Linked DNA regions of Mus musculus: all the other regions are linked to region 3. Evidence: chromatin loops called from intact Hi-C (ENCODE). Cell type or tissue: left cerebral cortex. All regions are shown on one strand.

Evidence for each region. A loop is a pair of places that touch in the nucleus more often than their neighbours do. Peaks named below come from ENCODE experiments on the same cell type or tissue, not always from the same donor. Only the 100,000 strongest peaks of a DNase experiment are listed, where the experiment ranks them.
Region 1: a loop joins it to region 3, with 4 times the contacts of the local background. A loop is called at or near these places in 3 of 42 quality-filtered maps.
Region 2: a loop joins it to region 3, with 2.6 times the contacts of the local background. A loop is called at or near these places in 4 of 42 quality-filtered maps.

What each region holds. Positions count from the first base shown.
Region 1 is chr17:28,824,094-28,832,093 of GRCm38, reverse strand. Brpf3 (bromodomain and PHD finger containing, 3) reads right to left here. Exons shown (of 13, transcript NM_001081315.1): 10 at 3,653-3,750; 11 at 683-780. Among named protein-coding and RNA genes, the nearest start is that of Gm35883, 4.6 kb to the right of the region's middle. In left cerebral cortex, a CTCF peak has its summit at 4,162; DNase peaks (open chromatin) are centred at 4,962, 5,235, 6,287, 6,989 and 1 more place; H3K27ac peaks cover 2,950 bases.
Region 2 is chr17:28,876,347-28,884,346 of GRCm38, reverse strand. It overlaps Pnpla1 (patatin-like phospholipase domain containing 1), which reads right to left. Exons shown (of 10, transcript NM_001034885.3): 2 at 7,303-7,535; 3 at 6,895-6,960; 4 at 5,772-5,981; 5 at 4,851-4,911; 6 at 2,719-3,411; 7 at 784-868. Among named protein-coding and RNA genes, the nearest start is that of Pnpla1, 22 kb to the right of the region's middle. In left cerebral cortex, CTCF peaks have their summits at 1,286 (motif pointing left), 4,327 (motif pointing left) and 7,275; DNase peaks (open chromatin) are centred at 4,319, 5,141, 7,370, 7,881 and 2 more places; H3K27ac peaks cover 1,466 bases.
Region 3 is chr17:28,757,752-28,765,751 of GRCm38, reverse strand. No RefSeq gene overlaps it. Among named protein-coding and RNA genes, the nearest start is that of Mapk13, 7.6 kb to the left of the region's middle. In left cerebral cortex, a CTCF peak has its summit at 3,693 (motif pointing left); a DNase peak (open chromatin) is centred at 3,680.

The sequences.
Region 1 (8,000 bases), 66 kb before region 3:
AACAAGGGCCAGATGATGTCATCAGTAACAAGGACATGATGATGTCATCAGTAACAAGGACGTGATGACAGGTTTTCATCATGTAAGATGGGCATGTTCATGGAATGCTGGGTAGGGAAAAGGCTAAAGGCGTTCTGCCTCGTACGCGCAGGCATATGCATGGGGAAAGGGGCCGACTGCAGTCCTGAGAGGCCAGGACTGGGGAAGACTCCTAATGCAGTGGCTCAAAACAAAGGCTTTCTTTCCATCATATTATGAGCCCTGAAATCAAATTCCAACCCCAGTGCTTACTGGCAGTAGCTAACAGACCCTGCCTCGTCCCGACAAAACAAGATCAACAATTCTATCGCTGGCATTTCAAGGACTTAGTAGGGCAGATGTTTAATAGTGCCACTAAGCATTATCAGCGTGCTAACCTCACTAACAGTGTTCCTCCTACTCAGAAGCAAGTGAGCAATGCTACAGAAGCCCTAAGCACTGGGTGTCTCTGAACAACTAGAGCCTTTTGTGTGTGGAGAGGGGTGGGTTGCTGGTGCCCCAGAAAAGCTAGGGTAAAGATGGCCCTCCCTCTGCAGCTGACTCCCACCACATTCATCCAATCAGATACTCCCCCAAGGCAAGGCAGGGGCCAGAGCCGCCAGGGGGAGAGGGAACAGGAGGGTGTCGTCTGGGGCAGACTCACCAAGGCAGGGTAGGAGGGGTAGCCTCGGCACTTGGCCCACACCAGCTCCAGGGGCTCCAGGTCTCCGTGGTCTTCAAAGGGCATCAGGAGGCTTCTGCCTGGGGGGTGGGGGAGGGGAGGAGACAGCGCCCAAAGGGGACTTGGCATGGTGCCCCAAAGCCCTTGCCTGCAGCTTCCATCTGACTGGGGCAGCCCAGGATTGAGGCAACAACTCCCTCCACCCTTTCCTCAGGGACTCTAAGACCAGGTCAGGGGTCAGCAAAGTAAATGGCCGAATAGCACATATTTCACCCTTTCAGGAGCCGCACAGTCTCTGCGGCTGCAGCATGGGTATAACCAGAGTCTAAGCAGATGAGCATGTCTCCTCAGCAGTAACTCATGTTTCTGACACTGAAATTTGAATTTCATACAACTTTCACATTATAAAAGACCATCTTTTTTGTAATTTGAGATGTAGGCCCATTTTTAGTTTGTGAGCCACATAAAAACAGACAGCAGGCTATAGTTTACCAACCTCTGACTCTGGATTCTGGGACAGCTTCCCTGGGGGAAAAATAATGGCTTCACCTCCAGGGCCTCTTAAGGAGAAGGGGACATGCCCCAGCTTAAGAAGAGACAGCACTGTCTGCACCCCAGGTTGGGAGTCCCTCTCATGGAAGCTTTGAGGGAAAATTCGGAGAAGGCCATCTCAATAGAACCTGAACACTGCTCTGACCAGGCCACGAGGGGCCATCCAAGCACCTGGCTGCACCACAAACCAGCAGTGCCATGCAGCCGGGCAGGTATTTCCTGACCCTGGGTATCCATCCGGCCTGGGACGGACAGGCTGCACCTCCTTGGCCTCACTCATGCTCTGAGCACCACGAAAACCACATTCTTTCCCGGACACCTGAAACTGTGACCAGGAAGTGACCATTCACCCAGCTAAGGAAAAGGGCTCAAATCTGAGAGCAGAGATGTATAGTTCTTAACTAGGATGAAAAGGAAAGGTGCCATTTCGAGCCAGTGAGCTGACAGTGAACCAGTACAAGCCAGCACCGAGACCAGCTGAGCAGGAACCCGTGAGCCACACAGAGGAGAAACTACAGACTGGTCCGGTTCTCTTGGAATGTGATTCTATCCAATGTCCCAGGAACATTAAAATACGTGTCTGCATCATCTGCTCCAGTAAACTGCTTAGGACATTTATTATAAGAAATTTACTATAGGAGTTCAGGCAAAAGTGTGCATATTGTTTGTGTTAAAGGCTGGAGGTCACCCATTGTCCAGTCACGTCAGCCACAAAGCACTGCTTGTCAGATAGAAGGTTCCAGTAATACAGTGCACAGAAAAACTGTGAGCCAAAAAGGAGGAAATATACAAGCAAAAACTGTGAGCACAAGAGTGTGTGCATCAAGTTGGGCGTGGTGGCGCACACCTTTAATCCCAGCACTCAGGAAGCAGAGGTAGGCCGATTTCTGAGTTCGAGGCCAGCCTGGTCTACAAAGTGAGTTCCAGGACAGCCAGGGCTATACAGAGAAACCCTGTTTGGAAAACAACAACAACAACAAAAAAAGAGTGTGTGTATCATCTGCACTTGTCAAAATGTGACTAAAAGAATCGGAAGCAACCCAGGAACGGGCAGCTGTGTTCCCATGGTGGGCTTCGGGAGTGCAAGTCTTTTTTAATATTGTTTGGCATCATTTTTAGTATGTGGATTTAAAAAGGGAAAAAAATGTCACCACCAGAAGTACAAAGTGTGTCAGATCCACTTCCTGACTTCACGCTCAGACGCACAGAGTCTAGACGTGAGACCTGTCGTCTGTGTGCAGACACTCACAAGAAAGAGAACTCAAAGGCATGCATCTGTCAACAGACATGAGAAAGGCAGAAGGAAGCAAACAGCTGGACCAGGGAAGGAACCCTGTGTTAGAGAGACCGGCAGAGACGGGCCGTCCCGAGTGATGTGACAGACAACCGTGAGGTAAGAAGCAGCTGCTCTAGACCTGTTCCATCCGGGAGCCACCCCAGGCCTCCTGCGGCCCTGCCTTGCCTGCTTTTCTATCAGGCGAAACAGACATTCTCGACAGAGCCAGGTTATCAGTGACACATTACCACTGAGACGCTAGAGAGCAAAGCGAAGCAACAACAGCTAGAGCTACAAACACACGCTTCCTGCAACCTAACACTGCATGGGTGGGACGACCTGTGCAAGCAGATACTCATCACAGCACCAAGGAAGACACTTGAAATCTCTCCTGTGGAGGGCTTCAGTGAAACCAATGAAAAGTCCTCCCACACAGAGGGCCGCTGGGCAGGCTGGTGAAAGCAAAGGATTTCCAGGGTCTACCATGACCTAGAAGAAAGGAATGGGGGCCCTCTATACTTCTCTCAAACACACACACAGGTTTCAGGTTGAATATCCATTAAGTAATTCTGAAAAAACAACCACACAGTTAGCAGCCAATGTTCCAGTGGGGAATGCTGGCTTCCATTAGAGCTTCTGGATTTTCGGCCTCCATGGGCACATGTTAACTATTCAAACTGTGCTGGCTAGTGTTTTTGCTTTGATTTAGTTTTTATCAACCTAGACACGGGTCCTCTGGGACTATTGATTGAGTAAATGCTTCCATCACTGGCCTATGGCAAGTCAGTGGGCATCTTTTTAACAGAAGACTGATAAGGGAGGGCAGGACGCAGCCCATTGTGGCTGATGAGATCCCCGGGCTGGTGGTCCAGGACCATATAAGAAAGAACCCGAGCAAGCCACGGGGAGCAAGCCAGTAAGCAGCGTTCCTCCACGGCTCTGCTTCACAGTGGATGGACTGCAGGCTCTAAGTGAAGAGAACCCCTTCCCCTCAGGTTTGCTTTTACCATGATCACGATCACAGCAACATAAACTCAAAATACAACACAAGCTAAAGATGCGAGCAGCTTGGACGGCTTGCTCCTTGGAACATGTCTTCCCCAGCTCTGCCTCGATAGTCTCACCTGAGCCACTGTGGTCAGAGTCTCCATTCACACCTTCCAGGAAGGGCACACGAGACAGGGCTGGCTTCCCACGGCTGCGTTTGGGAGGCGTCAGGCCACTGCACACAGAGTAGAGGGTGAAGTGAGCAGTTTTTAGTTGGAACCAACCCACTCTTGCTTTTCCATGTCTAACAGACACGGAGCTACGAAAGCACAAAGGCAGAGACAAAGGCATCTCCATTTCCTTTGCAGGCCTACATGATATTAACCCATGGCGCATGTGACCTGCGAGTTCCTACCAGAAACCAGTCCATCCTTGTGGAGGGATTGCTGCCAGGCCGCAGAGGATGGTTTCATCCAGAGAGAAGGCCATGGGGCCGGGCGTGGTGTCGCATACCCTCTAATCACAGATCTACACCATGAGCCCAGCAAGAACAACAGCAACACGGGGAGGGTCAGTCACCCAGTCCCCTCAGCCTCTCAGGACAGGCTGCCACCAGGAGGCCCTCTCACCTCTGCAGGAATCTGCACTCTGTGCTTCACATTTCTTGAGGAGCCAATTTATTTTTGAGATCTGAAAATCTGCCTCTTTTCCAAATGTTCTATAACAGGCACATCTTTCCAGAATTAGCAAAGACATTTCTAAATTGAAAAATAGATCTACTTCTCACTTCCCAATGGTTTGTGAGTGAAGGTTTTCTTGGGTAGGCATAGAGTTTCCCCCCAACTAAAAAGGAAACGAGCTTCTTTCTGTAAACAAACCTACTGCAAAGAGGTAAAGTCCAGAGGATGAGGTGGGTCAGTGGATAACGGCACCTGATATCAGCAGTGAGTCTGATCCTTAGACACACATGGTAGGAGGGGACTAACTCCTACAGGTTGTCCTCTGACCTCCACAAGCATGGTGACACAGGTGAACACACATGCAAATGCAAAGGGGAAGTGCTGGGCATGGTGGCATATGCCTGTAATCCCAGCATTTGAGAAGCAGAAGTAGTCAGATCTCTGAGTTCGAGGCCAGCCTGGTCTACAGAGCAAGTTCCAGGACAGCCAGGGATACACAGAGAAACCCTGCCTCGAAAAAAAGAAAAAGAAATAAAGAAAGGAAGAAAGAAAGAAAGAGAGAGGAAGGGAAAGAGGGAGAGAGGGAAGGGAATATTATACAAAGGCAGGAAGAGCTGGACTGAGACCGCAGGAACGCTAGCATTAAAATAGTTCCTCATGCAGTTTTAACACACATTCAGAGCTGCGGGTTTCTGGGCAACAAATGATGTGGCTAGGAACGCCCATACTCATCAAACTTTAAGAACTACGATTGCTGACTACTGCTGCTGGGCATGGGCACACACTTTTTAATAGCAGTAGCAGGAAGGCAGAGGCAGAGGGATCTCTGATTCTTGAGGCTAGAGCAGTGGCTGAGCTACAAAGTAAGATGGTCTCAAAAATAAATAATATCACTGATCTGTAATTTCTCAACTAGAAGAAGTGGTTAAAAGATGAGTCAAATTTTTACAGAAAATCCAAGATGCAGCAAGGGCTGGGAATAGCTAGAGTGTGGAACTGAGGTTCAATTTATGCAAAAACTTGGCTTAACCAAAACCACAACTCGCATTCACTCAGGAAAGCAGTCGGTACCTATTTGGCAAGCAACACCAGCAGAGCCTATGACACCTGCCCATGCAGCTCGGAGCCTGGCTGTGTAGACAGAAGATGCTAGTGGTTCCCCTAAGTCCCTCTCCATGTACATGGCAGAGAAGAGCAGGGAGAGGCAGCTGAAAGACAAGCCAGGTAGCCTGCCTCCACTTGTGACCTTCTGTGTCCCTGAGCAGTGGCCCACCCATGGTGCTTCGAAAAGTCCACGATCACACAACCACGCACTCTGTGTGGATGGATGGTTTCGTGTTTTCAGATTTAAGGTATCACAGACTAGGTTGCAGCAGCAGAACAAGCTCTGTGTGGTTCTGATGAGGCGGATGGATGCCACTGGGGTTTGCTTTGCAGACTTCCCCAAAGACCCAGGCCAGCCCAGTCTACACTTCAGACAATAATGTCCATCTATCTCCTCTACAAGACAAGCTACGGAAACTGCAGGTATTTAACAACAGTGACTCACACCACAACTCGAAGCTGGGTGTGGTGGGGCACAAATGCCATCCTAGAACTCAGAAGGAGGAGCCAGAGTATCAAGAATCAAGAGGTCAAGGGGGCCAAGCCTCAGTCACATGAGTTCACAACCTGGCGTATAAGAGACAGTTGTGGAGCACAATGATTGGAAAGGTGCTCAGAAAAGCTATTTGGAAAGACCAACCATGGAGCAAATGGGCAAGAGGTGAGTGATCAGTGCAAGGAGACAGGCGGATCTCTGTGAGTTCAAGGCCAGCCAGCCTGGTCTATCCAGTGAGTTCCAGGAAGTCAGGGCTATGAAGAGACCCTGCCTCAAAACAACAACAACAACAACCCAGAACAACAAGAGACAATATGGCTTCAGTCTAACAGATAAGAGCTTCCCTCCTGTTCTTGCTGGAGAATGGAGAGGAGAGAGGCTCCAGGAGGGAGGGAGAACACTGCAGTCAGAACTTGGGCCTCCCATCTTACTCACTTTTTATGGTTTACTATCACGTGTGTGTGGGTGTGGAACGCTGGCACACACCTGTGTGTGTGGATGTGAGAGGCCGCTTGTGCAGTGGGCTTTCTACTTTCACCGTGTGGTTCTGGGGACTGAGCCTGCTGGGTCCTAGTCGCTCACACTTAAACTCTGAACACCAGACCACAGAGGAAATATCTTTCAAGGGCATGGCTCCTCTACCAGGCAGAAGTCCTGGGGAAAGCAAGAAGTAGCAGCTGTCTGGAGTTCTTCACAAAGTCAAGCATCACCTGAGCCAGCAGGCTGCTTGGCTTGTTTCCATGACTCAGATGGGAGCCTGCCCTTCAGTAAGGGCAGACGGTACCCTTCCACCTCAGCAAGGGCTGGAAGGTGACAGATGGCTGACCTCAATCTTACCCCAGCTCCAGTAAACTGACCTTCCAGGCACTTACATATTTGTGTAGCTTTATTGGAGTTTTGTTTTGTATTGAACAGGCTTTACTACAAAGCCCAAGCTGGTCTCCACCTCACGAATCTCCTATCTCAGTCACCTAAGTGTTGAGGTTACAGACATGGGCCACTGTCTGTGAAGGAAGCCAGGAACTCCAACCTGAGAGCAAGCAAGAAGCATTTTCTAATATTTTGAAATCTGTATTTCCTAGCCCTAGTAAACTCTCTCCCCGCATCTGCTTGCTTTGTGTCTCTGGAGGCTTTGATAGACAGGGAGAGAGCCAAGCAGTTTTGAGGTTCGTGGGGGAGGGACTGATGTGGGAAGCCAGCACAGGCCAGCGTGTAACTGAAGGCCTACACGCCCACCTGGAAGCTCAGCAGGAAATTTCAAAGCACACACACCAGTGAGACCTGCTGCAGAAGCCTTCAGACACAGGCCAGCCTTTTCTGTACTACTAAACAGGGACCCTCTCAGCAGTCACCTTCTGCAGTGGCACCGAGGCCCTTTCACGCAAGCAACCCCCTCCACCCAGAGTCTGGGAGAACAGAAAATGCAGGGCAGTAAGCTCAGTAAACTTGGGAGAAATCCTCCCTTCAGCTAGAGAACAGAAGCCCATCCCTTCTCAGAAATGGCAGGCTACCTTGGGCCTCTAAAAACCAGGGGACCTTTAAAAGCTCGTACTTGGTCTTCCCTCGCCCCTACGTAATACCTCCACAGAGGCCACAGTTGTGGGCACTGGGTGTAGCCGACACATGCCTGTAAGCCCAGCACCTGGGACGCAAGGGGACAAGGGTTAAGCTGGAGGCTACCTTGAGCCATTCAGTTCTACATCTTGGTTTCAAAAACCAAGGGCTAAATCCAGGCATACTGGTATACGCCCATTAGTCTCAGCACCTGGGAGACCAAGGCAGTAGAGATGCTTTGGATTCCAGTCCATCCACGTCTACACAACAAGATCCTATAAAAAAAGCTTTGGTTGAAACTTACTGGTAGAGCACTTGCCTAGCAGGTGTGTGGCCCAGGGTTCAACCCTCACTGAACAGAAGCCAAAACAAACTGAAGAGACCAATCCTATGACACCACATCTGCAACAAGCTGGGTTATGTGCATGCGCACGTCCCGGAGCATGCCTCTCAAATGGCAACTTCAATGGGCGGCAAGAGATTGAGCTACACAAACTCATCAACACCGCTCTTCTGCTAGACAGATCTGAGAAATCAAGGGCCAATCCCTTTCCCTCGGGGCTCCCAGAGACAGGGACAGTAGGGAGAACTGAGAAGGAAGCCCGACCTGTCACTGAATGGAGAACGAAGGAAAAGAAGTCTTAAGGCTGC
Region 2 (8,000 bases), 120 kb before region 3:
ACTGTTATCCAACCAACAAGGGAGCCTGGGAAATGTAGTTCTCAGGTACCTCGAAGCACTACAGATCTGCAGGCCAGTGTCACGGCTGTAGAGATAATGATGGAGCGTGTACATTCCACAACCCAGACAACTGAGGCATACTCTTTTGGTTTGGTTTCTGTTGTTGTGGTCAAACACCCTGACAAAGTCATTTAAGGCAGAAAGGGTGTATTTGGTTCACAAATCCAGGCAACTGTCAGTTGCTGATAGGAAGTGAAGGCTGCAGGAACTTGCAACAGCTGGTCTCGTTACACCCACAATCAGGAGCAGAGAGCATCGAACCATGCTCGCCCCTGCTCAGCCCACTCTCTCCTTTTCATTCACTTCAAGGTTATAGTGCTAGGGGCTAAAGCCACGTACCTCCATGGCAGCTCCAACAGAGTCTTTTGAGAGTCCTTTTCTACCGTTAGAGGCTACCCAAGGCTAGGTTGGTGCACCTGTTAGACCATCCCAATTGTGGCTTCATCCAAAATAAGACCCGGGACCTGGAGTGCCTACGCCCCCAATGTCCTAGAACAGGTTGTACCCAGTGTGTGCTGGAGTGAGGGAGAGGGGTGGTATCGCCCCATGGACAGGTATACCCACATAGCGTCCCACTGCGGGAGAGAGAAGAGGGCACCGAGCGTGAGCGGCTGCCCCACAGACTAGGTGATACCCAGGCAGCGGAAAGCGCAGAAACCTCACTTAGCTGGGGCCCCTCCCCTGAGCAAAGGAGAGAACAGTCCTGAGGAAAGAGAAACTTACACCAGCAGAGGCTTGTGGGGGGCTTTCTTCCCGGTACCCGGTGCTGCCGAGCCTGTCAGCTGTGATAAGGCGGGAGACCCTGTAGCTGGAGGGAACACCGGAGTTAAAAGAGCAGGTAGTGGGTACTGACTGGGTCATTTTGCAAATAACAATGGTGAGTGTGTCTGAGAGCGAAGGGCGAGGATGCCAGTTGTAGTGGCTCAGCACCCCTTTAGTCCCAGTACTCGGGAGACAGAAGCAGGTGGATTTCAGAGTTTGAGGCTTGCCTGGTTTACATAGTGAGAGGCAGACTATCCAGGAACCCAATAGTGAGATGCTCTTGTTAAAGGAATTTTATTTTATTTTATTTTATTTGGTTTCTTTTTCTTTTTCCAGTTCTTCGAGGCTGGGTTTCTCTGTGTAGCTTTGGCTATCCTGGAACGAACGCACTCTATAGTCCAGGCTGACCTCAAACTCTGAGATCCACCTGCCTCTGCCTCCCCAGAGCTTACAGCTGCTTGTAACTGTAACTCCAGGGGATCCAGCGCCCTCTTCTGACATCTTTGGTACCAGGTATGGATGTGAACAAGGCACAGAAATATGCACACGAACTTAGTAAACAGAAACTTTTTTTTTTTTCAGACAGGATCTCTCTACGTAGCCCTGGCTGTCCTGTATCCTGATCTAGTTTGTGAACACTAGGCTGGCCATGAACTTCGAGATCTGCTTGCTTTTGCCTCAAAAGTGCTAAGACTAAAGGCAGGGGCCAGCGCATCCAGCAAACATAATTTTTTTTAAACCATTGTGATTTTTTAAAAATTGTATGAGCTGTGGGAGGAATCTCACTAATCCCCAACAAATCAAAATTCAAAACACGTCTGGATGTAGGCATGTACGAATATTTCAAAGAATGAGATTATTTTTAAATAATAAGCAAACAAGCAAGGAAGCAATAAAACCAGCAAAGAATGCTCTCCTCGTATTTAAGAGTCAAGTTATCACATCAGTGGATCTGATGCAGACGGAAGGCTGCAGCTGCTGTGGGCAGACGCCACTGTTCCCGCCCCGTGGTGACGTCAGAGGGCGGGGCCTGAACATCCACCAGCGCGAGGGAGTAAACCACCACCTTGGAATGAAGATTATTATTAGGACCAGTGTGTATATCTCGAGTGAGTGTTCAAATGGAGTCAAAGATGGATACTGGGTGTAGTCCTCAACTGATTTGGGTTTGGTTTTGTGGTTTTTTGGTTTTTTTCAAGACAGGGTTTCTCTGTGTACCCCGATTGTTCTGTAACTTGCTGTATAGACCAGGGTGGCCTTACTCTAAAGAGATCTGCTTGCCTCTGCCTCACAAGGGCTGGAATTATATATTTAATTAAAAATACTTTTTTAAGGCTCATCAGTCATCAAGCTCCAGAGATCTGCCTGTCTTCCTGTCCTCAGCGCTAGAGTTACAGACATGGGCCGCTGTACCAAGCTTTTATGCGGGTTCTGGGGATAAAACTCTGGTTCTCATGAGTTTATTTTTATTGGTTAAAATTTTGTATAAATTGTATGAGTTATAAATATAAATGGCTCTATTATAAGCCTTTAATATCAATATTAAATTTATTTTATTTTATTTAAGATTTAGTGGGTTTGTTTGGTTTTTTTTAGTTGTGTAAATGGGAGGTGTGTGCAAGAGTAGGTGCCCATGGGATCCAGAAGAGGGGACAGACATGCTTTTGAGCCACCCAGTGTCCTGTCCTGGCCACCAAACTGAACTCTGGTCCTCTAAGAGAACAGCAATAGCTCTTAACCACTGCACCATCTCACCAGCCTCTTGGTGGTGGTTTTTGCTGCCAGGGGGAGGGGCTGAGCTTCAAGGTGCAAGGTGTGGAGGCTGCTCAGGTAGATGGCTAATGTCACCCTCAGAACTGGTGTTTCTCGGTTCCGCCAGAGCAGGGAGGGTCATACCTGTGGGTCGTTCTGGGCCTAGATCCTCCACAGGTGGCCCAGCAGGTGGTGTTGAAGGACTTAGGGGCGGAAGTCCAAGTGTTGCCCTGGATGCTGTGGCTCCCTGGGAAGATCTGAGCAGCAGTCTAGGGGACTCGGGTGACCCAATAGGCACAGAGGATCCAGTCTTTGAGCCTCGTGAGTCTGCAGCTGGGAGCAACACAGGTGGCAAGGTAGTTGTGCTCTGCTCGTCAGTGGCAGAGGCCAGAGCATCCTTCATTCCTCGTTCTGTGGCAGAGTCCAGGGCACCCTTCACTCCTCGCTCCGGGTTTGGAGTTTGAACATTTATTGGGCAACTGTCCCTGGGGCCAGTGGGCCTCATTACTGGGACCGGCTGGGCTGGGGATAATGGCGATACAGATGGTTGCTTGGATATAGAGACCCGTAGTGACACGGGTGATTCCACAGACTCCTTGCACCCAGATTCAGGTGTCTGCACTGAGGGGGCGGCTGAGGAATGGCTGTCCTTTCTGTCCTTTTTGGGAGACCCCTGTGCATGGGTTTGTGAGGAGTCTGCTGGGCTTCTCCTCAGGGCTGGCAGGTTCTGCAGACTCGGAGGTGGGGGCTCATGGCCAAGGGCGACCTCTATCTGGCAGTATACTTCAACCCTCGGGAAAATCACTCTCTTGCTGGGAGAGTCAAGGTACGCTGCATCTAAGAGAAACAAGCCACACACAGCAGCGCATCAGATCTGATGTGCACATAGTGTAGTATGGGTGTGTCTGCAAAATCTACATAAATATGATACATGATGGGCACAGCGTGGCCCCAGAACTTGGGAGCTAGGCAAGAAGATTGTAAGGACAGAGATCAGATCGTAGGGGTGAGGGGTGTTGGCGAAGGTTGGGGGGGACCATAAAGGAGCTCCAGGAGCTCCGTTTTTTTGTTTGTTTGTTTGTTTTTCAGACAAGATCTTATGTAGCCCAGGCTAGCCTGGCCTTAAATTTACTACATAGCCAAGGATGACCTTGAACTTCTATTCCTCCTGATCCCACCCCTCCCCCACATTCCCAGTGCTGGGATTACCTCATGCACTACCCTGCTAGGTTTATGAAGTGCTGGAAATTAAACACAGGTCTTCATGCATGCTAGGTAAGTACTCTAATCGAGTCCCGGTCCCAGCCTCTGAAGAAAGACCCAGATGATAGATTATGCATGTATGGGAGGACCTTGTCGGAAAGAGTGCGGGCGAGGCCTGCTGGGCACAGCTGGGAGCAGACTGGCATCGGTCAGCCTCCCCTTTCCCACGCCAGGGAGGCAGGTGGGGCTAACGGCTTCCTAGCTGTAGGAGTAGCTGGGTGTATGAGAGCTTTTGCAAGAGAGGGAGGAGAGACGGGATGAGGATGAGATTGAGGGGTCCAGGGCGGCTTCATCCTGTGTGTGATGAGTGCCTCCCCTCCCCCCTCAACCAAGCAGAGAGCATTCTGACTGCTTTCAAGTGGCAGGTGGGACCGATAGTATGGCTTTGGGTACCAGTAGCTCCTGAACCTGTGCCAGTAGAAAAATCCAAGAAGCCTGGCGGGAGGGAGGGACTCCTGCACGTGAGCTGGCGCCAACGAGCTGGCGCCACCTGGCGGACGACGCGAGCATCACAAGGAGCCCGGGAAGAACCTGGGCTTCCTTTGCATTGAGACAGGAACCCGAGGGTGTAGTTAAGCGGTGTCCCAGATGCAGAGGGTGTGTGTGTATGTGCCTGTCTGGGGAAACAGAGTCGCCTCCAAAATTTACGTATCAAATTATAACATCTTCCCAACCTCAAGTTCCTCACCTTGTCTCGAAAAACAAAAACAAGCCAGGAGGTGGTGGCACACGCCTTTAATCCCAGCACTTGGGAGGCAGAGGCAGGTGGATTTCTGAGTTCAAGGCCAGCCTGGTCTACAAAGTGAGTTCTAGGACAGCCAGGGCTACACAGAGAAACCCTGTCTCAAAAGACTAAAACATATTTTATATATACTTTTTTTCACGGTCTTGGGCAGTGTGGGCTGCTAGGTCTCTGTCCTTCTGTCCAGCTTTCTTGGCTACAGCTTTGGGACACTGTCCTCTACCCACCCCTGCCACACTCCTTGCCCCGCCCCTAGGCTCCAGGTACTCACTCAGTCTCCGCAGGTATGAGACAGCATCATTGTATCCCCGATAGTAATATTCCTGCAGAATCTAAATGGTAACAGAGGAATATAAATGGATGCTGTAGCCACCAAGAGAGCCAGCGTCCCACCATAGACACTATAAATAGACACTCCCCATATCCTCTCTTCCCAGAACCATATCAGCAAGCCCTGGGCTATACCTCCTATCCCCCACAATCTGCCCAGGAGAGCTGGGAAGCAATTGCTAACACAGTACGGGTGGGCGTGTCAGCGTGCCAGTCACCTGTTCCCAGAGTATCACCAGCCTCCACTGTGGGAGTTGGTGGGAGTTTCTGGGGAATCAGAGACCACACATCTGGGTCCTAAGTACAGAGCTTGGTGTTTCAGTTCAAACCCCAGCACTACTCTTCATTGGCTGTGTAGCTGTAACTACCCACAGCCTCACTTTCTTCATCTGTCAAATGGGGACAGTGACAGTGTCTTTGCAGATGTCATGGGGATGGGTGTGTGAGAGCTATGTCCACAGAGCTTTTTTTGAGGGGGGGGCAAACTGGAAACATTTAAGTCTTTGCTGACCACTTATTCTGCTGTGTGATTTTGTTTGGACATAGGATGGCATGTAGCCCAGGCTAACCTCAAACTCCCTGTGGAGCTAAGGATGACCTTGAACTCCTGAACCTCCTGCCTCTACCTCCCCAGTACTGGGATTACAGTACTCGACTGTCTTCAGTTTGTGTGGTGCTGGGGAATCGAACCCAGGGCTTCATGTGTGCTAGGCAAGCATTCTACCAACTGAGCAACATTTTTAGCCCTGATTGTTTTTAGCAATCCTTTAAACATGGCAAAACCATGGGCCCTCTGAGGGGAGAGGCACAAGAGGAGGGGTCCATCTGTTCTGGATCCCACCCCATCGGCCCTGTCTCTCACCACCAGGTCCGGGGGAAACAGCGCATGTGTCATGCGGGTGATATTCTCCAGGGAGAACTGGAAGGAGAAGTTGAACATTCGGAAGTCATGGAAGATGGTGGGGCAGTCTCTCGGACAGATGTCCTGCTGGCTGCTGAAGGTGGAGATGGTGATGGAGTCTGTCCAGAAGGAACAGGGCTGCATGCTTGTGAAGCCACCGTCGATGTATCTCTGCAGGGAAGAGAAGAGAGACGCTCAGCCAGAGAAGACACAGGGGAGCTGGGGCCATGGAAGAGACACCTTTTGCAACCAGCCTTGAGGCTGAGGTCCCCAAGATAAATGGTGGTTGGTGTGGGCATGGCCACTTGCTGCATCTCTAAGGGCCTGGGGACTCCCAAGTCTAATGCTCTGGGCCCTGGACTCTTCTCCCTTAGAGAATCTTGCTGATAATGGTCTCTGTATGGGGTCCCTCCTTTGAATGACTCAAGAGACCAAGGTCCCTTCTACAACCTCACAGTACAGCCATCTCCAACCCCTTTCATTTGGAGTTGGGGGTGGGGTGGGGCTTCTATTGGGTTCCTTACTTATGAACAGAACAAGAGATGACCAGTACTCTTATCCCAGGAGTCCCATAAAATGTTACCTCCCCACTATTCAGACTGCAGCCAGGAGACCAGTCACAGGGTACCCTAAAGCCAGTCCGAGATGCAGAATCTTGGTCTGTCCAGATCTGTTTTTTTTTTTCCATTTTTTTATTAGGTATTTAGCTCATTTACATTTCCAATGCTATACCAAAAGTCCCCCATACCCACCCACCCCCATGTCCAGATCTGTTAAAGCCGAGTCCTCATTGTCTTAGGATGCCTCTGAGTCACCCATGGGCACATGAAAGCCTGTGACCACTGACCCAGATACCCCCAGGGGGTCTCCTCAGTCAGGCTCTCAGGGCCCTGTGTTCTGGGGTCTGTATTCTGCACGCTGACTTCTGGGAGAACCCGGCAACCTTGGGACTTTGACTTGCTGGGTTCAGTACAGGGTTGGTGAATCTAGAGAGGTCTTGGACCACCTAGAGAAAGCAGCCCTGAAAAAGCTAGGAATTCTGAGTAGTAAACGATCCTCACCTTAAGGTGCCCCAGTCACTCACCTCTCCCCGATACGTTGGGGGGATGAAGCCACAGTAAACAGGAACAAAGCAGCTGCAATACAGGGCCTGAGGAGAGACGGGGCTGAGATGCTAAGGCCCTGGGGTGGGTGCCAATGACCCTTGACCCCTACCAATTTTCCACTAATTTTAAAGGATGGGTACTGGCGTGGGAAACAGCCTGAAACTCACTTCCCATCCTGATGCCTAGTTGGGGCCTTAGTAATCTACCGGACCACCTAGTAGACTAATCTAGTCTCCTCTCGTAGAACTGCTCCTGGCAGAGCCATGGGCACGAAGGAAGGGAAGGGCCAGGCAGGCAAAAAAGGGAAGAAGGGAGGAAGCTGGGGAGTGGGCTGGACTGAGCTGCCCCTGTTCTCCCAGGCGGGGGCGCTCCAACCAGGGCCTTGCCTCGATGAGCTCTTCCTTGGATCGGTACTCGGAAACCACGACGTTCTCTCCGTCCGTGACTCGGGTGAGGCTCACATGCAGCTTCCCGGTGGCGAACTTGTAGGAGTCCTCCGGTAGCACATCGTACAAAAACTGTCGCATCATCTGTACCATCTTGCAGGACGGAGACAGAGGTCCCAGGAAGAACTTCTTCACCTCCGCCAGGCCCATATTCAGCACTCTGAGGTATTTCTCTGTGGAGGGAGCAGAGTGGCGGATGCACCCTCAGCAACTGCTCAGGAACATGGGGAGGCGCCCCCGGGGCTCAGTGATGTCAACCATTTCACCCAGCCGTTCACAGCGAGGAGGAGGCCTCAGACCCAGAAGCTGGGGGGGCCTCAGGAACAGAACAGAGCCAGGCCATAAAGGAGAATGTCCTAGATGCCCTACAGCTAGGAGACACTGGCACCAGCATGGGACCCAGGTGTCCTGCTTCTTGACCATGCGTGGCCACCCATCAGGAATTGTCAGCGACTAGAAAGATATTTTCTTCCTGCAAAACAGCTCTGGCAGCTTCTTGTCCCTGCACCTGAGGTCTGCCACCAAGCTGTCATTATGAGGGTCCTACACAAACACAGATGTGGTTGGAAATCTTTTACCAAGTGACAAGGGCACTTGCTTAGAGGCCACATACCCTTGGCAGACTGCACCCTCTCTAC
Region 3 (8,000 bases):
TGCCTCCCAAGTGCTGGGATTAAAGGCGTGTGCCACCATGCTCGGCTGGGAGTTGAATATTTAAGACCTCTGCTTGCTCCTGTCAACCCCCACTCACTTCGACTTTGGTTGGCCCCACTCACTCTGGTCAACTCCACTCGCTCAGTCCCTGCTCTCTCCGGCCCAAAGATTTATTTATTATTATAAATCAGTACACTGTAGCTGTCTTCAGACCCACCAGAAGAGGACATCAGATCTCATTACAGATGGTTGTGAGCCACCATATGGTTGCTGAGAATTGAAGTCAGGACCTCTGGAAGAGCAGTCAGTGCTCTTAACCACTGAGCCATCTCTCCAGCCCACTTATTTGGGCTTTTGATATTAACATTCAGGGTAATGAGATTCATTATGGCATTTCATACATAGTATGTTGTTATTGGTTCTCCCCATCCCACACCCTTCCGTGTGCCCTCTCCCTCCTCCCTGTGGCTCTCCCCTCTCCCACAGACCCCTCTACCTTCCTGCCAAAAGTGTTCTGTTCTCTTTGGCTCCCTAAGATATTCTCTTCTGGTCTCTCAGGCCCCTGTATAGAAGTTTCACCGCCCACCTTTCCCGACATCACACACACGTACACGTTAGAGACCACTTAGCATTTAGGATCCTGAGAGAGATATACAATATTTCTATTTCTGAGTCTGGCCTCCTTCAGTTAGCACAACGACCTTCGGTTCTATCTGCTATCCTGTAGATCTCATGACTTCATCTCTCTCTATGGCTGCATGAAATTCCACTGTGCATATGTAACATGATTTCTTTACCATTCATCTGTTGATGGGCACCAGGGCTGGCTCCACTTCCTGGCTGTCAAGACCAGAGAGAAGCGGTGCACATGGACGCCCAGGTGTCTCTGCAGTGTGCTGTCCTCCAGGTATGCACCTGGTTTTTTTGTTTGTTTGTTTGTTTGTTTGTTTTTGTTTTTTGTTTTGTTTTTTTGAGACAGGGTTTCTCTGTGTAGCCCTGGATGTCCTGGAACTCACTCTGTAGACTAGGCTGGCCTCTAACTAAGAAATTCACCTGCCTCTGCCTCCCAAGTGCTGGGATTAAAGGCGTGCGCCACCATGCCTGGCGCACCTGTTTTTATTTTTAAATGTTTTTGTTTTTTTAAGACAGGGTAGCCCTTGCCAGCCTGGAACTCTCTATGTAGACAGCTAGTCACGGTGCGAGGGGAGTGTCTTACGTTCAGTCACCTGGCTGAGAGTCAAGTATTGGGGGTATCATTTCCAGCATCAGTCAAGAGCATCATCGACGCCATGCCACGCCCCTCCCCCATCTTACCAGCTGGGAACTTGCTACCACATGGATCTCTTTAGCTCTGTTTCAGAATAGGAAAATAGCAAGTGGGGGGGGGCACTGTACACAGTGGCCTTAAGAACATGTCATTTGGGGTCTAGCGAGATGGCTCAATGGTTAAGAGCGCTGATGGCTCTTCCAAAGGTCCCAAGTTCAATTCCCAGCAACCATATGGTGGCTCACAACCATCTGTAATGGGATCTGATGCCCTCTTCTGGTGTGTCTGAAGATAGCTACAGTGTACTCACATAAATAAAATAAACTTAAAAAATGTAAGCCAGGCAGTGGTGGCACATGCCTTTAATCCCAGCACTTGGGAGGCAGAGGCAGGTGGATTTCTGAGTTCGAGGCCAGCCTGGTCTACAGAGTGAGTTCCAGGACAGCCAGGGCTACACAGAGAAACCCTGTCTCGAAAAAGAAAGAAAAGAAAAGAAAAGAAAGAAAGAAAGAAAGAAAAAAAAAAAGAAAGAAAGAAAGAATATGTCATTCCAAGTATAGGCACACTAGGTTATCACACGAAGCCAATCGAGGGGGACTTTCAATACTGCTGTCAACAGGTGAGCTTACTGCTCACTGGGGGGGAGAGGGCATACACCAGTGGGCTCTGGAATAGGAGGTTACGGGGGAGGTATGGGCTGGGTTAGGTCATTTGAGGGTGGGTTTACAGAAGCCAGTTCTCTTCCCAGAGAATAACAGTGAATGAGACAATGTGAGAAGTGCTGAACTTGGTACACGTGCACAGTAAGTACCCATCAGATGCTCCCTCCGGGGGACAGGCGGCAGCTGCAGTTTGGTCCAGCCCTTTGGGCTCTTCTAATTCACAATGAGTTAAACGCAAGAACCAAACCCCATGGGAGGACCTGCTCACACACTCATTCAACACCTGTTTTCTGAGTTGCTGTGGAGGTGGCTCTGTGGGTAATGTGCCTGCCACTCAAGCATGGGGACCTGGCACCCACATAGGAAAGCCAACTATGAAGGCACACCCCTGGAATCCCAGCCCTGAGGAGGTTCTCTGGGGCTTGGCCAGCCAGTCTGACCCAACTCTGGAGTACCAGGTTCAGTGAGAGACCTTGTATAAATAACGATATCTCAGCAATAAAGGCTCCGATAGGAGCTGGGTCTCGAGAACCACACAGGGAGAGAAGAGAACCAACTCTCAAAGAATGTCCTCTGGCTTCTACACGGTGTCACAAGCATCTCTGCCACAGACAGACACAGAGACAGACCCACAAATGAATGTAACTCTTTTTAAATTACAAAAAGGCGCTGGAGAGATGGCTCAGTGATCAGCTAAGAGCATTTTTTTCTTGCAGGGGACCTAGGTTCAGTCCTTAGCTTCCGTATCAAACATACTTCAGCTCTAATGCATCTCACCCCTCATGCAGCCTTCATGGGCACATGCACGTGTGTGGTACACATACAGCCAAGAGGAACATGTGCACACACACACATATAAAAGAAATGCTATTACAAAATAAATAAATAAATAAATAAATAAGGTGAAGCCAGCTGTGGTGGCGCATGCCTTTGATCCCAGCACTTGGGAGTCAGAGGCAGGCAGATTTCTGAGTTCGAGGCTAGCCTGGTTCAGGGTGAGTTCTAGGACAGCCAGGGCTACACAGAGAAACCCTGTCCCAAAAAAACAAAACCAGGGAGCTGGAGAGATGGCTCAGCGGTTAAGAGCACCAACTGCTCTTCCAGAGGTCCTGAGTTCAATTCCAAGCAACTGCATGGTGGCTCACAACCATCTGTAATGGGATTTGATGCCCTCTTCTGCTGTGTCTGAAGACAATGACAGTGTGCCCACATATATGAAATAAATATGACCAGAGCAAGTGGGGCCAGCGCCAGTGGGGCCAGAAAAAAACAAAACAAAGCAAAAAAGTGGAGATGAGTTGAAGAAGGCATTGACTTCTGGTCTAAACACAGGTATACACATACACATGCACACACAAGCACTTAAAAAAAAATCCCAGCCGGGCGGTGGTGGCGCACGCCTTTAATCCCAGCACTTGGGAGGCAGAGGCAGGTGGATTTCTGAGTTCTAGGCCAGCCTGGTCTACAGTGTGAGTTCCAGGACAGCCAGGGCTATACAGAGAAACCCTTTCTCGAAAACAACAACAACAACAAAAATCCCACTAGTTTTCTGAGGGTCTGTTTTGTAGTGGATCCGATCTGAGTGCAGGGATAAAACATTTTAGTGGGGGAACAGATGGGAACCAGGCACACAGCTACAGCAATGGAAATCGCTGATGTTGAACAACTGGGCTATTGAGTCAGATGTAAAGTCACAGGGAGTGGAGGGTAAAGAAAAAAAGGAAGCCCTGCCCAGCCTGCTTGGCTGTGTCGCCCCCTGGTGGCAAAAAGCAGTAAGGACCATGTAGTCTGTGAGGTTCATCTCAACAGTCTCCCCTCAGGACTCCTCCTTGGTCAACTTTCCAGTCCTGGGAAGGAAGAGGTGGTCTCAAACAGGTCTAACCTTGCCTTTTTTACCAGCTTTGTCCCCTGTGAAAATCACTGTGTCCCCTGTCCTCAATGACTTTGAGTGTCTGGGCACTGTCTTTGTCACTGTTGTTTCCAGGGACCATGCTTGTTCCCCATGGCTGCTCAATATATAATTTTTTAAAAAGAATTATTTATTTATTTTATGTATATAAGTATACTGTAGCTGTCTTCAGACACACCAGAAGAGGGCATCAGGTCCCATTACAGATGGTTGTGAGCCACCATGTGGTTGCTGGGACTTGAACTCAGGACCTCTGGAAGAGCAACCGGTGCTCTTAACCACTGAGCCATTTCTCCAGACTTAGGAATCTTTCAAAGGCAATCTTACAGCAGAATTCTTCCTGCTGACCACCCTGCCTGCTCCACATGCCCCACTGAATCCCCGGGCCTCATGGCACCCACTTTGCCCTGAAAAGAAGTCCTTTGCACTTCTGTAAGCCAGTGTCAAGGTAGCCAAGGACCAGGGCACAGCTGAATTTCAATCTTACCATTTATGGCTGTGTGATCTTGAGAAGATAGGAGAACATCTCTGAGCTTTGTCAGCTGTTCATGAGGACAGCACCACCCACGTGGCCAGGGTCAGAGGAGGTTGTGATGGTTGACCCTGGCCCTTGGAGTTTCCAGCCTTGCTTGCAGTAATCTCTCCCTTCCCTGCAGAACTGGACAGAGCTGCGTTCCACCAGCCTCGCCCATCCTCTCTGTCCTCAAACCCGTCTGTCTCTTGCTAACGTGTTGACTGTTCCTCTAGACTAGAACATTTTGTTCTAGGGTCAGGTCTTTGATGCCAATACCCAGAACCCAGCAGCACCTGTTGGTGGTGGAAAGACTGCAGGTGTGGGTGGGGCTGCCTCTCAGGAGCTCTTGGTACCACCGAGTGGCTGTCATTTTGTACCTGATGTGCAGGCCAGCTTACCTTCCTGTCTGGGGCTGTGCCAGCTCAAATGACCTGCTAGCTATGTAGATGGGGTCATGACCCTGCCCACACTCCCGAGTGCCCTGCCAGTCACCTCAGAGACAACATGCATTTCCAGGACAGAGGTTACTAAGTCTGGCTGTTCTGCTCCTTCTGTGTAAATATCTGTCACCTGTCGGGGTCACAGAGGCCTAGTGGGCCCTGTCTAGCAGCTGTGAACCCGATTAAAGCTCTGAATTCAAGTCAGTAGTTCAGACAGCCTCTCTGTCCACATCGGCTTTTTAATATATACATATACACATATTTATATATACACATATACATGTATACATATACACATACATATATGTATATACACATACATATATGTATATACATCTGTATATAATATTACATAAAATATATTGTAATGTAATATGGTTTTATATAATATATATTTATAAGAAAATATATTAATTATATGATAATATAATATACAATATTATATTAAAATATTATATATGCTAGGTGACAATATATATTATATGTACACACATATATTAATACACACATATGCATACATATATATGAAATTGTCAATGAGTAAAGGAAAAAGGTATTCTAGTTTTAAGATGTTGTAGAGGCTGCAGAGATGACTTATCAGTTAAGGGCACGTGTTGCTCATCCAGAGGACCCAAGGTTGGTTCCAAGCACCTAGGGGAGGTGGCTCACAGTCACCTGTAACTCCAGCTCCAGGATATCTGACACCTCCTGCTTCTTCTGGCATCTGCACATATCCTGCATTTTTCTTTCTTTTCTCTTCCTTCCTTCCTTCCTTCCTTCCTTCCTTCCTTCCTTCCTTCCTTCCTTCCTTCCTTTCTGTCTTTCTTTCTCTCTTCCTTCTTCCTTCCTTCCTTCCTTCCTTTCTTTTTGTTTTTGGTTTTTTTTTTTCGAGACAGGGTTTCCCTGTATAGCCCTGGCTGTCCTGGAACTCACTTTGTAGACCAGGCTGGCCTAAAACTCAGAAATCCACCTGCCTCTGCCTCCCAAGTGCTGGGATTAAAGGCGTGTGCCACCACCGCCCGGCTATTTTTTTTTTTTGTTTTGTTTTGTTTTGTTTTGTTTTGTTTTGTTTTCGAGACAGGGTTTCTCTGTGTAGCCCTGGCTGTCCTGGAACTCACTCTGTAGACCAGGCTGACCTCAGACACACAGAGATCCACCTGCCTCTCCCTCTTGAGTGCTAGGATTTTTAAAAAAGATTTATTTATCTATTTATTTAATGCATATGAGTACACTATAGCTGTCCTCAGACACACCAGAAGAAGGCATCAGATCCCATTACAGATGGTTGTGAGCCACCATGTGGTTGCTGGAAATTGAACTCAGGACCTTTGGAAGAGCAGTCAGAGATCCCAAACACTGAGCCATCTCTCCAGCCCAAGTGTTAGTACACCACCACTGCTTGGAGTGTGTCCCCACAGAGGAGAGTGCTGGATTCTCCGAAGTTGGAATTAGTTGTGAGCCACCCAATGGGGTACTGAGATTTGAATCCAGGTCCTCTGGAAGAGCTCATAACCACACAATAGTCCGTACTCAGTCAGGGTCTAGGTCCAGCCATTCTTGCACAGAGTCCGTCCCTCTTCCCCTGCTCAGCCACATCAGATGACACTTGGAAGGGCCAACCTGCTCCCTTCTAAAAGTAGCTCCCCTGACTTGATTTGGCTCTGTGCTCACTTTCCAGAAGATTCCACCTGGTTTCATAATCTTGGATCCCCTTTTCCCCAGTATTCAAATCTTGTGACCTGACTCCCTTCTCTCGTGGGGAGACAGGGCTAGTGGTGTGCTGGGAGACAGCTCTGGGCCTGGGAGCAGCAAGGTAAAGTGTGTATCAGTGGCTGTGGTAAAATCCCCCTGCCTCATCATCTCCGTTAGACCCAGCCACGTTGCTGGGCCTGAGAGATCCCCGGAGGACTGGCAAGAAGGCTTGGCAGACTGACAAAGGTACTTGCCGCCGAGACTGACAACCCAAGCTCATTCTCCAAAACCCGCAAAAGGAAAGCAAAGAACTGACTTCCCCCTCCACACACTAACACATACAACATACATTTTTAAAGAAAAAACTGGAAAAGAGACAGAATAGAACATCCCATGGCCCCGCGAGGGGAACATCCCTACCGACTCTGCATGCAGAAGGCGGAGACAGGAGAAATCAGGATATTCAGAGCCAGCCTGGGCTATGCAGTGAGTTTGAGGCAGGCTGGGCAATACAGCAAGAACATCTCAAGAATAAGCCACTAGGAGCAGGGAGATCGCCCAATGGTTAGCGCACTCAAGCATGGGGGCTGGGCTTGGGATCTCCAGAACTAAAATGCCAAGTGCCTCACACCCCTCCCTCTTAGCACCAAAGGCCACACCCTGCCTCACTCTGGGCCCCTGGCAGCCTAACTTGGGTGTGAGGAGCAGCGTGGAGTGATTAGTGGCCTGCCTGGTGATGGCAACCCGCATCTCTCAGGCGCCACAGGGCAAGTCCCCACCATCATTTACTCTCATTGTGGAGTCTCTTCCTTTCCCACATTCCTTGGGTTGTTACCAGGCCTGGGTGTTTGCTCCTGTCTGGAATGTCCTTGCTTTGCTTTGCTAAGGCCAGGACACCGCTGGCTCCCCAAATCTGGCTCACTATGGGCCTCTAGAGCCTGCACGTACAGTTTCTCCCTCCTCTCATTCCTGGAGGATTTAGGGTACCCTAAGCCCCAACTTAGAAATGATCCGGGCCAGGCGTGGTGGCACACACCTTTAATTCCAGCACTTGGGAGGCAGAGGCAGGAGGATTTCTGAGTTCAAGGCCAGCCTGGTCTACAGAGTGATTGCCAGGACAGCCAGGGCTACACAGAGAAACCCTGTCTCACCCCCCCCCACACACACACACAAAAAAAGAAATGATCCTTGAGGAGGAGGAGGAGATGAGTTTTTAAAAAACATTTATTTATTTTATTTTTATGTATATGAGTACACTGTAGCTATAGAGATGGTTGTAAGCCCTCATGTAGATGCTGGGAGTTGAATTTAGGACCCCTGCTCGCTCTGGCCCAAAGATTTATTTATTATTATAAATAACTAAACTGTAGCTGTCTTCAGATGTTGGGGGTAGGGCCAGACAGAGTCAGATCTCATTACGGATGGTTGTGAGTCATCATATGGTTGCTGGGATTTGAACTCAGGAACTTTGGAAGAGCAGTTCTTAACTGCTGAGCCATCTCTCCAGCCCCTGTGA